Linked DNA regions of Homo sapiens: region 1 is linked to region 2. The links are chromatin loops, found by intact Hi-C in ENCODE. Cell type or tissue: heart right ventricle. All regions are shown on one strand. Each heading gives the region's core, and the rest is flanking DNA. Links, peaks and the distances in the headings are about the cores only. Region 1 holds the start of LOC124902366 (a long non-coding RNA gene). Region 2 has its middle 15 kb from the start of AKR1C2.

Region 1 (5,379 bases), core at 160-5,159, 53 kb after region 2:
ATAGTTAGGGGCATGGCCAACTCCCCATGGAGAGGGGGTGGCAGGGACTCAGGGGGATCTTCAGGCAGGCAGAGGGGAGAAGAGGCAAGAGCACAGGGAATGCTGGGAGCCTCCCAAGAAGGCCTCTTTCATCTCAGAAGCCCCCAGGGCCATCCCGAGTGGGCTGTCCTCAGGCCTTACCTAGCTGGAAAGCAGGCAAGTTAAACAAATTTCAAACACCAAAGAAGCAGTTTATGACCTTAAAGCATTTAGCAAACCTAATATTTGAACATAACTTAGACCACATGTTTACATTTTCAAGACAACTGTATTTTACCAATAATCTTTAAAACTGTTTATTTCCTAAAGATTACTCAAGTCACATGAACTAAATAAAAAGCATTACATTTTTCACTTTTCTGACAAAATATTTGATTTAAGCTCTTATATTATTATTAAACCAATTTAAAACTTTACAGAAGGGACAAATGGTGACTTTTACCTTTCATTTAACCAGTTTGCACAGAGCGAAAGAGACCAGAGACTAACTGGTAAGAAATATTCTTTTGCAAGCATGTCTGGTTTCTGGGTTCTTTCTCCCTGAGTGGCCCTAGGGACCCTGCTCAACTGTATGCAGACAAACATATTGCCATGAATTAAGAATATTCACAAATAGTTTACAAATTTTGAAGAAATTAGGCAGAGAGAGAAATAGAACTCAAATTCTATTTATGAAAGTATATTCAACATGCTTAAACTGTCTAGAAGCCTAAAATCCAAAAAGTTAGTTAGAATTTGATAACTTCTGAATTATACAAAGTTATTCTTTTTCTCACTACTAACATAATCTTTTCCAGCACATTTTGCCTACTGAATTATGTGTTAACTAGAATTCTTATCCTTATAACCTAAAACTTAAGCGAAACCCTAAAAAGCAAGAATTCCTGGCCAGGCATGGTGGCTTATGCCTGTAATTCCAGCACTTTGAGAGGCCAAGACAGGTGGATCACTTGAGGTCAGGTGTTCAAGATGAGCCTGGCCAACATGGTGAAACCCCCGTCTACTAAAAATACAAAAATTAGCCCAGCATGGTGGCAGGCACCTGTAGTTCCAACTGCTTGGGAGGCTGAGGCATGAGTATTGCTTAAACCCAGGAGGCAGAGGTTGTGGTGAGCTGAGATCACACCATTGCACTCCAGCCTGGGCAATAAGAGTGAAACTCTGTCTCAAAAAAAAAAAGGAAAAGAGCCCTTCCGCCTTCTGCGCAGGGCAAATAGTCCCATTCATTCCTAGGCCTTCAGGCAATACCTGGGAGTGACTCCAGCCAATTGCCTTCAATTTTCAAGGAGCTGCTAGAAAGCAGTTGTTGAGAGGCTGAAAATGAAAGAAAGGAAAAAAAGAGAAGACCCAGGTCCCTTAAGCAAACTGGTTGGTGACGGTTAGGTGCCTTCACATGGACACCCTTAGTTTTCACTGGCCATAGCCAGAATTCTGCAGTTTTCTCTGTGTTTAGGCACTGCCCACCAAGGAGAGATTCCCCTGTATGAAACAGAAAGGAAAGGAGAGAAATAAATCCTAATCTTTGGGCCTAGCTTCTGCTGGAATTTCTCCTGGCTGGCTCAGCAAAATATGTTACCAGTGGAGGGTGTCCAGGTTCTCAGCATCTTGAACAAAGAATTCAACAAAATGCACAAAAAAGCAAAGAAATAATGAAGCAACAAAAGTAGATATTTATGGAAAATAAAAGTACACTCCACATTGTGGAAGTGGGCCTGAGCGTAGTGGCTCAAGGGCCTCGTTACAGAATTTGTGGGGGTTTAAATACTCTCTAGGGATTTTCACTGGTTGCCTGGTGTACACACTATGTAAATGAAAAGGGTGAAGTGAGGTTACAAAGTCATTTACCTGGAATATACCTTATGGAGAGGACATTTCCTGTCATAGCTGAAGTGTGAATTGGCCTTGTGTTCCCTGTCTCCAGACCCTATTTTTCTGTCTCAATTGGATCTTGAGTGTGGAACCATAATAAATGGGATTAGTGTCCTTGTTAAAGAGATTCAAGAGAGAGTGCTTGTCCCTTTTGTGACATGAGGATAGAAAGAGGACAGCTATCTATGAGTCAGGAAGCAGGGCCTCACTAGACACTAAATTTGTCTGCACTTGATCTTGAGCTTCTAGCCTCCAGATCTGTGAGCAATCCATGCCTGATATTTATAACTAACCAGTCTGCAGTCTTTTGTTATAGCAGCTGTCATGAACTAAGACAGCCTGTTAGAAGGAGGCTTAGACTTAACCAGTGTTTTGGGGGTATTTTAGGAGCCCTGATAGGTGATCTTCATGTCTGCTTTGCTTCTATGGGGTGGTATTGATGGGCTGAAGTGGATTGTCCCAGCTACTCTGGAAACATTTCTTTTTGTTGCCTCACAATGGATTTCCACTTATTTACAGAGAATTATATGGCTGTATCTTACTGTGCTTTATGTTGCTATAACAAAATAACTGTAACTGGCTGGTTCTTACACAATAGAGGTATATTTGGCTAATGGCTCCAGAGGCTGGAAATTCCAAGGCCATAGTGATCTCATTGGATGAGAGCCTTCCTGCTGTGGTGCTCCATGGTGCAAAGCAGGAGAGTAAGAGATCAGGAGCAAGAGAATAAATAAGCAAGGGAGATCAGTGGCAGAGACTCTCCCTGCTCTCATGGGCTCTGTCTATTCCCTCTCTACATAATGAGAGTAAAATCCAAAGAGCATGAGGACCAAATCAAATATGACAAAGACTCCTTAGAGGCGTGTCAGTACTGGTAACACCTGTTTTTCACAACTCACGGTGACTAAGGCACAGACCACCCCACACAGTGGCACGGATTCTCTTCTTGAACAGACTTTCCCCAGGCTCCTCTGAGTCTCTTTTGAAATAGGCCTCGCCTTGGTCTGTAAGGATCTGAACACACCCAAACATAATTTCTAACAGTTCAAGGCTACATCAATAGATAACCAAGCCCTGTTAAAGAGCCAGCCTGAGAAAACTCACGGCTTCCAAAAGAATTCAGTATTTGTTCCAGCAATGTCTGAAGAAATGCCTGTCTCCCAGTCTCACAGAGGGCAGGAGTCCAACTTCCCTTAGTTCCAGTTAGCAAACCCAGAGGGACTAATCACATGGCCCAAGCAGCCCCTTCCTACTTTTTGTAATTTTCCGCTTGGCTGATTCCACTCAGTCTCTGCTCAGCCTTTCCCTTCTCCCTCATTTTCCCTTTAAAATGCTGAGTCATCTTGCATAGATCATAGTTCAGTTCAGTTCACGCTGGACCTCTTCTCTACTGCGATGTTATGTTACTGATAAAACCTGTCCTCACCATGTTAATCAGTACCCAGCTTTCTTTGTCTTTGACTTTAGCAATAGCAGAATTTGTTTTTTTTCTGGCTCTTATGATTTAATAGCTACAGACAGGTGGGAATGAAGACCAGCCTATGTGACACTTATCTCTGGGTTCTAGTACTATTGAGCAGCAATTTAAGTATTAGGGATTTACAAATGTGTTTAATTTATGGCCAAACCCTGGCATAAGTCAAAATAAATGCTTATATTTGATCACTAAAATACGAGGTAATGATCCACCTCAGGGAGGAGAGTATGTGACTGCAATTAGAATCTTTAAAGCCTTCTGTTTAGAAAGCATGCTTGCTTGAACTTCAAGTTTCTAGGCAAATGTAAGGGTCATTTGTAAAAGCTGAGTTTTTCCTGTTGCCAATAAGGATAGAGACCTTTTCTTCTATGCTCATGTCTTAGACTATTTTCTTAAGAAAAAAATTGTATTTGTAAACTCTTCCTTAGTCCCTTTATTATGCATGTCAGTTTTTTGAAAAGCTGACTAAGCCTCTAGCCAGAATTGCAACCTGCCAGTGTTGTGTTAAGGGTAAGAGAGACAACTCTTTGGAAATGAAAATATCAAGAAAGATAACTTCCTATCTCCATGGGCCCCTTACTCCAAGCTACAACTGCCTGCTTGTCATAAAGAAATGTTATTTTTCCTTGGGATAAAGGTGACTGTCTAGCACAGAAGGATACCCCAATTACCAGGTGAATTTAGGATGGAGAATGTTATAAAAAGAATGTTTGAAAGAATGTTATAAAAAATGGTGGTGTTAGGCCTTATTACATGAAGACCAGTTATCATTTATCTCAAGAAGATGCATGTAAGGATTATATTTCTTGGCTATATAAAGGGGTGAGATTTCTTTCTGTCTTTGTAATCTCTTTAGCATGTTACCTGTGATGCACATTGCAGCCTGGTTTAATGCTTTTTAAATTTTATTTGTTTATTTATTTATTTTCGAGACAGAGTCTTGCTCTTTCTCCCAGGTTAGAGTGTAGTGGCACAATCTTGGCTCACTGCAACCTCCGCCTCCTGAGTTCAAGTGATTCACATGCCTTAGCCTCTCAAGATGCTGGGATTACAGGCAGGCACCACCCCACCCAGCTAATTTTTGTATTCTTAGTAGAGATGTGATTTCACCATGTTGGCCAGGCTGGTCTCGAACCCTTGTCCTCATGATCCGCCTGCCTCAGCCTCCCAAATTGCTGGGATTACAGGTGTGAGCCACTGCACCCAGCCCTAATGCTTTTTTAATAAGAAAATTATTTTCTTTATTTTCTACTTTATAGAGAGTTTTGTAGAATGGCAGGAGATTTCATTTTTAACATTATTCTCCAATATAAAGGAGAACAGACTTGACAGTTGTCCCAAATTAGGTAAAAGATTGAGATTGGAGATCCCCATAGGCCCATAATTTCTACCTTTGGTAACATAATGGAAGACATAGAACAACCCTCCCCTACACAGACTCCTCAGTGGGACAGCCCAATTACATCCACTGTCCTGAGCACATGGACCCCCTTTCTCTCTCAGTCTTACCCACATGACTCAGCGAGCAGCTCCAGCCCAGATCACAGAACCATATGAAGAATTGAAAACCCCACCTTCTCAAGAGGGCCAAGGGCAGAGCATTGACATATTTGATTAGTACCAAGGAGACATGAGAAAAATGAAAAGACTGCCATGACTGTATTTTGGTATTCCAGAGTTTCTGCCTTGCTGCTATCAAGAACATCACCCTCACCTTGGGTGCTTCTTGTTAGTAATTCTTCCTCCTTGACCTCACCCTGTTCTGTGGTTGTAAATCCCCACTTGTCTTGGTTGAAGGCAGAGTTGAGCTTGAAGGAAACCAAAATATTTCACTCTTGGGAAAGGAAGATAAATCTTAGGGCCCCAAAATCACTAAGCTAAAGAAAAAAGTCAAGCTGGGAACTGCTCAGCACAAACTTGCCCCCCATTCTATTCAAAGTCACCCGTCTGCTCACCGAGATAATTACATATTTGATTGCCTCCTTTGCAGAGGC
Region 2 (5,379 bases), core at 87-5,086:
AAGGCAAAGGGGAAGCAAGCATATATTCACATTGCTGGCAGGAGAGAGAGAGAGAGAGAAAGAAGGTGGAGGTGCTACACACTTTCAAACAACTAGATCTCAGGAGAACCATATGATGAGAACAGCAAGAGAGAAGTCAGCCTCCATGATTCAATCACCTCCCACCAGGCCCCTTCCCCAACAGTGGGAACTAGAATTTCACATGTAATTTGGGTGGGGACACAGAGCCAAACCATATCACTCCGCCCCAGCCCCTTCCAAATCTCACATTCTTTTCACATTTCCAAAGATAATTATGCCTTCCTAACAGTCCCCCAAAGTCTTAACTTATTTCAGCATTAGCTCAAAAGTCCAATTCTAAAGTCTCATCTGAGACAAGGCAAGTCCCTTCCAACTATGAGTCATAAAATCAAAAATAGGTTAGTTACTTTCTAGATACAATGGAAATGGGGTATTGAGTAAATGCTTCTGTTCCAAAATGGAGAAATTGGCCCAAACAAAGGGGCTACAGGCCCCATAAAAGTCCAAAACCCAGAAAGGCAGTCAATAAATTTCAAAGCTCCGAAATAATCTCTATTGACTCCATGTCTCATATCAAGGCCACACTAATGCAAGAGGTGGGCTCCCAGGGTCTTGGGCAGCTCTACCTCTGTGGCTATACAGGGTAAAGGCCCCATGGCTGCTTTCACTGGCTGGCATTGAGTGTCTGCAGCTTTTCCAGGCACACAGTATGAGCTTTCAGTGGATATACCATTCTGGGTTCTGGAGGATGGTGGCCCTCTTCTCATAGCTCCACTAGGCAGTGCCCCAGTGGAAATTTTGTGTGGGAGCTCAAACCCCACATTCCCCCTCCACACTGCCCTAGAAGAAGTTCTCCATGAGTGTTCCACCCTTGCAGCAGGCTTCTGCCTGGACGTCCATGCATTTTTATACATTCTCTGAAATCTAGGCAGAGGCCCCCAAGCCTCATCTCTTAGTCTCTGAGCAGGCACAGGCTTAAAACTACATGGAAGTCACCACACATTGGGGCTAGCATCCTCTAAAACAATAGCTCAGGATGTATCTGAGGCCCTTTTAGCCATGGCTGGGGCTGAAGTGGCTGGTATGCAGGGTGCCATGTCCCAAGACTTCACAGAGCAGTAGGACCCTGGGCTTGGCCCATGAAATTATTTTTCTCTCCTAAACCTCCAGGTCTGTGATAGAAGGGGTTACCTTGAAGGTCTCTGAAATACCTTGGAGGCATTTTTCCCTATTGTCTTGGCTATTAACATTTGGCTCTTCTTTACTCATGCAAATTTCTGCAACCACCTTGAATTCTTCCTCAGAAAATAATATTTTCTTTTCTGCTACATGGCCAGGCTCAAGTTATTCAAACATTTATCTTCTGCTTCCCTTTTAAATATGAGTTCCAGTTTCAGATAATCTCTTTGGGCATGCACGTGAGAATATGCTGTTAGAGGCAGCCAGGCCACATCTTGCTTGCTTTGATGCTTAGAAATTTCTTCCATCAGATACCCTAAATCATCTCACTCAAGCTCAAAGTGACACAGATCTCTAGGGTAGGAACACGATGATGCCAATCTTTTTGCTAAAGCATAGGAAGAGTGACCTTTACTCCAGTTCCCAATAAGTTTCTCATCTCCATCTGAGAACTCCTCAGCCTGGACTTCATTGTTCATATCCCTATCAGCATTTTCTTCATAACCATTCAAGTCTCTAGGAAGTCAAAACCCTCCTTCATCTTTCCATCTTCTTCTGAGCCCTCTAAACTCTTCCAATCACACCTACTACCTATCCAGTTCCAAATTTGCTTTGACATTTTCAGGTATCTTTATATCAATGCTTCACTATTTAGTACCAATTTTCTGTATTATTTTATTCTCCCACTGCTATAAAGAACTACCTGAGACTGGGTAATTTACAAAGAAAAGAGGTTTAATTGACTCACAGTTCTGCAGGCTGTACAGAAGGCATGGCACGGGAGGCCTCGGGAAACTTACCATCATGAAGGAAGGTGAAGGGGAAGTAAGCATGTCTTCACTTGGCTGGCAGGAGAGGGAGAGGGAGAGAGAGAGAGAAGGTGGAGGTGCTACACACTTTCAAACAACCAGATCTCATGAGAATTCTATTATGAGAAGAGTAAAAGGAAAGTCAGCCCTCATGATTCAATCTCCTCCCACTAGGCCCCTCCTTCAACACCGGGAATTACAATTTGACATGATATTTCGGTGGGGACACAGAACCAAACCATATCGTTTGGTATTCCAGAATTTCTGCCTTGCTGTTGCCACCCTAACCTCTGGTGCTTCCTCTTAGCAATTTTTTCTCCTCTGACCTCACCGTGCTCTATGGTTATAAATCCCCTCTTGTCTTACTTGGAGTCAGAGTTGAGCTTCAAGGGAACCAATACATTTTGCACTAAAATAAATTTCTTTGACACATTTCAAGACAGCTATTCAGAAGGGCAGGAAATACGAGAAGAGCCAAAAAGCTGTCTTTAGTGGGAAAGACTTGCATCTGTAGAGAAAATTTGCATTGTTACAGCTGGGCTTTCTCTGAGAATCTCTCTTGGATAGAAGAAAGATTAACTGAGAATCTGATACCTTTAAAGGTCTAAAGAAAAACATTTCCCAGCTGTTCTCTCTGAGGGCTGCTTCCTGGGAGATTTCATCTAAATAATGAAACCTCGTTTGCTAGCCAGGCTTGTTCTTCTCTCCATCCCATAACCTGTGTTGCCACTGTAAAAAATTTTGCCAAGATTTAAGTGCAATGGTGCAATCACAGTGCCCTGCAGCGTTGACCTCCTGGGTTCAAGCAATCCTTCTACTTCAGCCTCCCAAGTAGCTGAGACTACAGACAGGTGCCACTACACCCAGCTAATTTTTAAAATTTTTCCTTTTAGCAGAGACAAGTTCTTGTGGTGTGTTCCAGGTTGGTCTGAGCTGAAGAGATCCTCCTGGCTCAGCCTCCCAAAATGCTGGAATTATTGGTATGAGCCACCACGCCTGGTGATCTGGCTGTTTTTCCTGCATTCTGCCTGTAATTGTTTTTTAGGGTCTTTTTCCACATGTCTCATGTTCAGAGTCTCTAAGGCACATGGTGTAGCTGAGCTGATTCACCCCTGTCCTGTATAGAGCACCATGTGGGGGAAAGTTCCTGGTCTGCTATGCCATCGCCCAGCCAAAGGAGGGCTGCCTTTGCTCTGGTTTCACATTCCTGTTTTAAACAGTCATGCCCAGAATTGCTTGGCTACATTGTGACCTTAATGAAATATCTAGTTTGTGAAGTCACAGAATTTGCTTTTCATGAAACTAGAATCTCTTTGAGTTTGGGAGTCTCACATCCCATTAGGGTCCCTCTTTTAGCACCTCACTAAGATTATTAAAATTAATTAAAACTTTTGGATGAACTAGAATGTCTGCAGAAACCTCTAGCCATTTTGCTGGTTCGACAGGATAACCTTTTTTCCACTAAAGAATATTAGTGTTAGTTTAGTGATGAGGTTAATATTCCCCATTTTTCCCCTCTCCCAACCCAAAATGTACTAGGCTGAGTGTTAAAGACCAAAGACTAATCACTTGGACAAAGGATTCCTTGTATCCCCACAAGTCCTAGGTATTTTTCTCTCATTGAGAGCAGAGGGCCTGTATTGATGCCTGGACATGGGATTTTATACCTTCTTGGCATCCAGGGTTATACAATCAATAAACAGAGATGGTATAGAAAAATCCCTTAAAAATGATGGGTCATGCCAAGACTACAGGATTTTCTTTCCTCCTGTCACTTGTTACAATGATTTTCAAGTGGAAACTTGAGTTCTGCATTTCTCAGTTTTTCTTGACTCTCAAACTAGCTAAACACTTCATTCTTCATTCTTAAGAGATTGGCACCAAATCACTTTGTCCTGTTTGGGAAATGCAGTGTTTCTCCTTTGGGTGCATTTTTGAAGACCAAGGCAAAAACATTAAAGTTCATTTTTATTTTCTGTGTGGGTAAAACATTTGATTTTACTGAACATGCTCCATAGTTACATGGCAGGATGTTTTGATTGGCATAAAAAGTAACCAAACTTCCAAATGCGAAGTAGGTCACCGGAAGAGTACAGGACTCTTTGTGAGTTGTTTTTCTCTCCAGTCCAATATTTTCCTCAACATGTTTTCTAAATAACATAGGAATTTCATTTTGGAATAAGCAAGTCATTTAAATTTATTCATAGGTATAGGAGGGTCCAGAAATGTTAAGAACATATATGATTTCAACCGTATACCTTTGCTTTATGGGATAATGTAGTCAGTTGAAAATGTTTTCTGTTGAAGCAAGTGACTGCCTCATTATTAAATAAGAGAAGAGCAGCTTGAGACGGCTGTTTGCTGAGCGATGTGTGGAGCAGGCCCATTTGCTTTCATGTATCAGACATGCCTGCTCTACCCCACCCCTCATTAAGGCACTCACATTCACCAGGCATGATCATCTAAAAGTGATTTGATAGTGTTATCTCCAACCTCCTTCTCTGGAAAATCTTGCTGACTCACAGTGACTAGGGGACTTGGGTGGCATTTTAGACCTGCCAATCACCAGCCTGGATCATTGCACCTGTTCTGAGTTGCACCGGTCTTTTACTTTAGTGCCAGGTGGTTGGAAAGAGGCCCATGAAATAGAGCTGCTCATTTTTAAATTATCCCTTTTGTTGAAGCTTTTGTTCAGGAGGCAGGAGTGGGGCCACCGGCTGTGGACCTCATGGTACACTCTTGTTTTTAAGACGTGTTACACAGGGTGAAGGAAAGCAAAATGTGCTACTCAAAATGTACTTTTCTGGCATATTTTTATATGACTATTCAGAGGGGTCACAATTCAGAGAGGCTGCCGACACACAGAAAGACCTGAAAAGCTTTCTTCTCTCGCAGAGATTTGTAAGTGCTGAGGAAATGTACATTAGTGAAGTGAACAGAGGGTAAAAGCCTTTCTCTGAGGACCCCTTTATATGCCTTATTGGATCAAAGAAAGATTAACTTCCAGGAAAAACAGACTAAGATCCTGACACTTTAAAGGTCTGTCTGAGAAGCTTCTCCACAGGCCGCCACCTGCCTTCCTGAGAGCAGCTTGGGGAGCCCCTGAGAGGCTCACATCTATGTGGGGACAGCCTTGGCTCACCATGTGTCTCTTCCACTCCCCCATTACCTGAGACTCCACCTCCCCCAGAGACCCCAAACCCCTGTTCTCTCCGTAGCCTCAGGATGTGATGAAACCCTCTGTCAACAGGAACGCCCTGGAGTCTCTTATTTGCAGGAATCTGATGTCCATGTACGTGTATACACATTTGCATGTCTTTTTATATTAACCTTTCACTTGTCAGTTTGTTTTATACACTCTAATTATCAA

Evidence for each region. A loop is a pair of places that touch in the nucleus more often than their neighbours do. Peaks named below come from ENCODE experiments on the same cell type or tissue, not always from the same donor. Only the 100,000 strongest peaks of a DNase experiment are listed, where the experiment ranks them.
Region 1: it touches region 2 in a loop (2.0-fold over the local background); 9 of 110 quality-filtered maps call a loop at or near these places.

The regions. Positions count from the first base shown.
Region 1 is chr10:5,068,668-5,074,046 of GRCh38, forward strand. All of the region lies in intron 3 of LOC107984198 (a long non-coding RNA gene), which reads left to right. LOC124902366 (a long non-coding RNA gene) reads right to left here and starts at 4,302. Exons shown (of 2, transcript XR_007062039.1): 1 at 1-4,302. It also overlaps a transcript of AKR1C3 not described here. In heart right ventricle, for the core only: no CTCF peak of the experiment used is centred there; a DNase peak (open chromatin) is centred at 3,124; H3K4me3 peaks cover 667 bases; H3K27ac peaks cover 3,163 bases.
Region 2 is chr10:5,015,900-5,021,278 of GRCh38, forward strand. It overlaps a transcript of AKR1C2 not described here. Among named protein-coding and RNA genes, the nearest start is that of AKR1C2, 15 kb to the left of the region's middle. RefSeq lists a cis regulatory region at 4,334-4,691. In heart right ventricle, for the core only: a CTCF peak has its summit at 3,198; a DNase peak (open chromatin) is centred at 3,154; H3K27ac peaks cover 3,256 bases.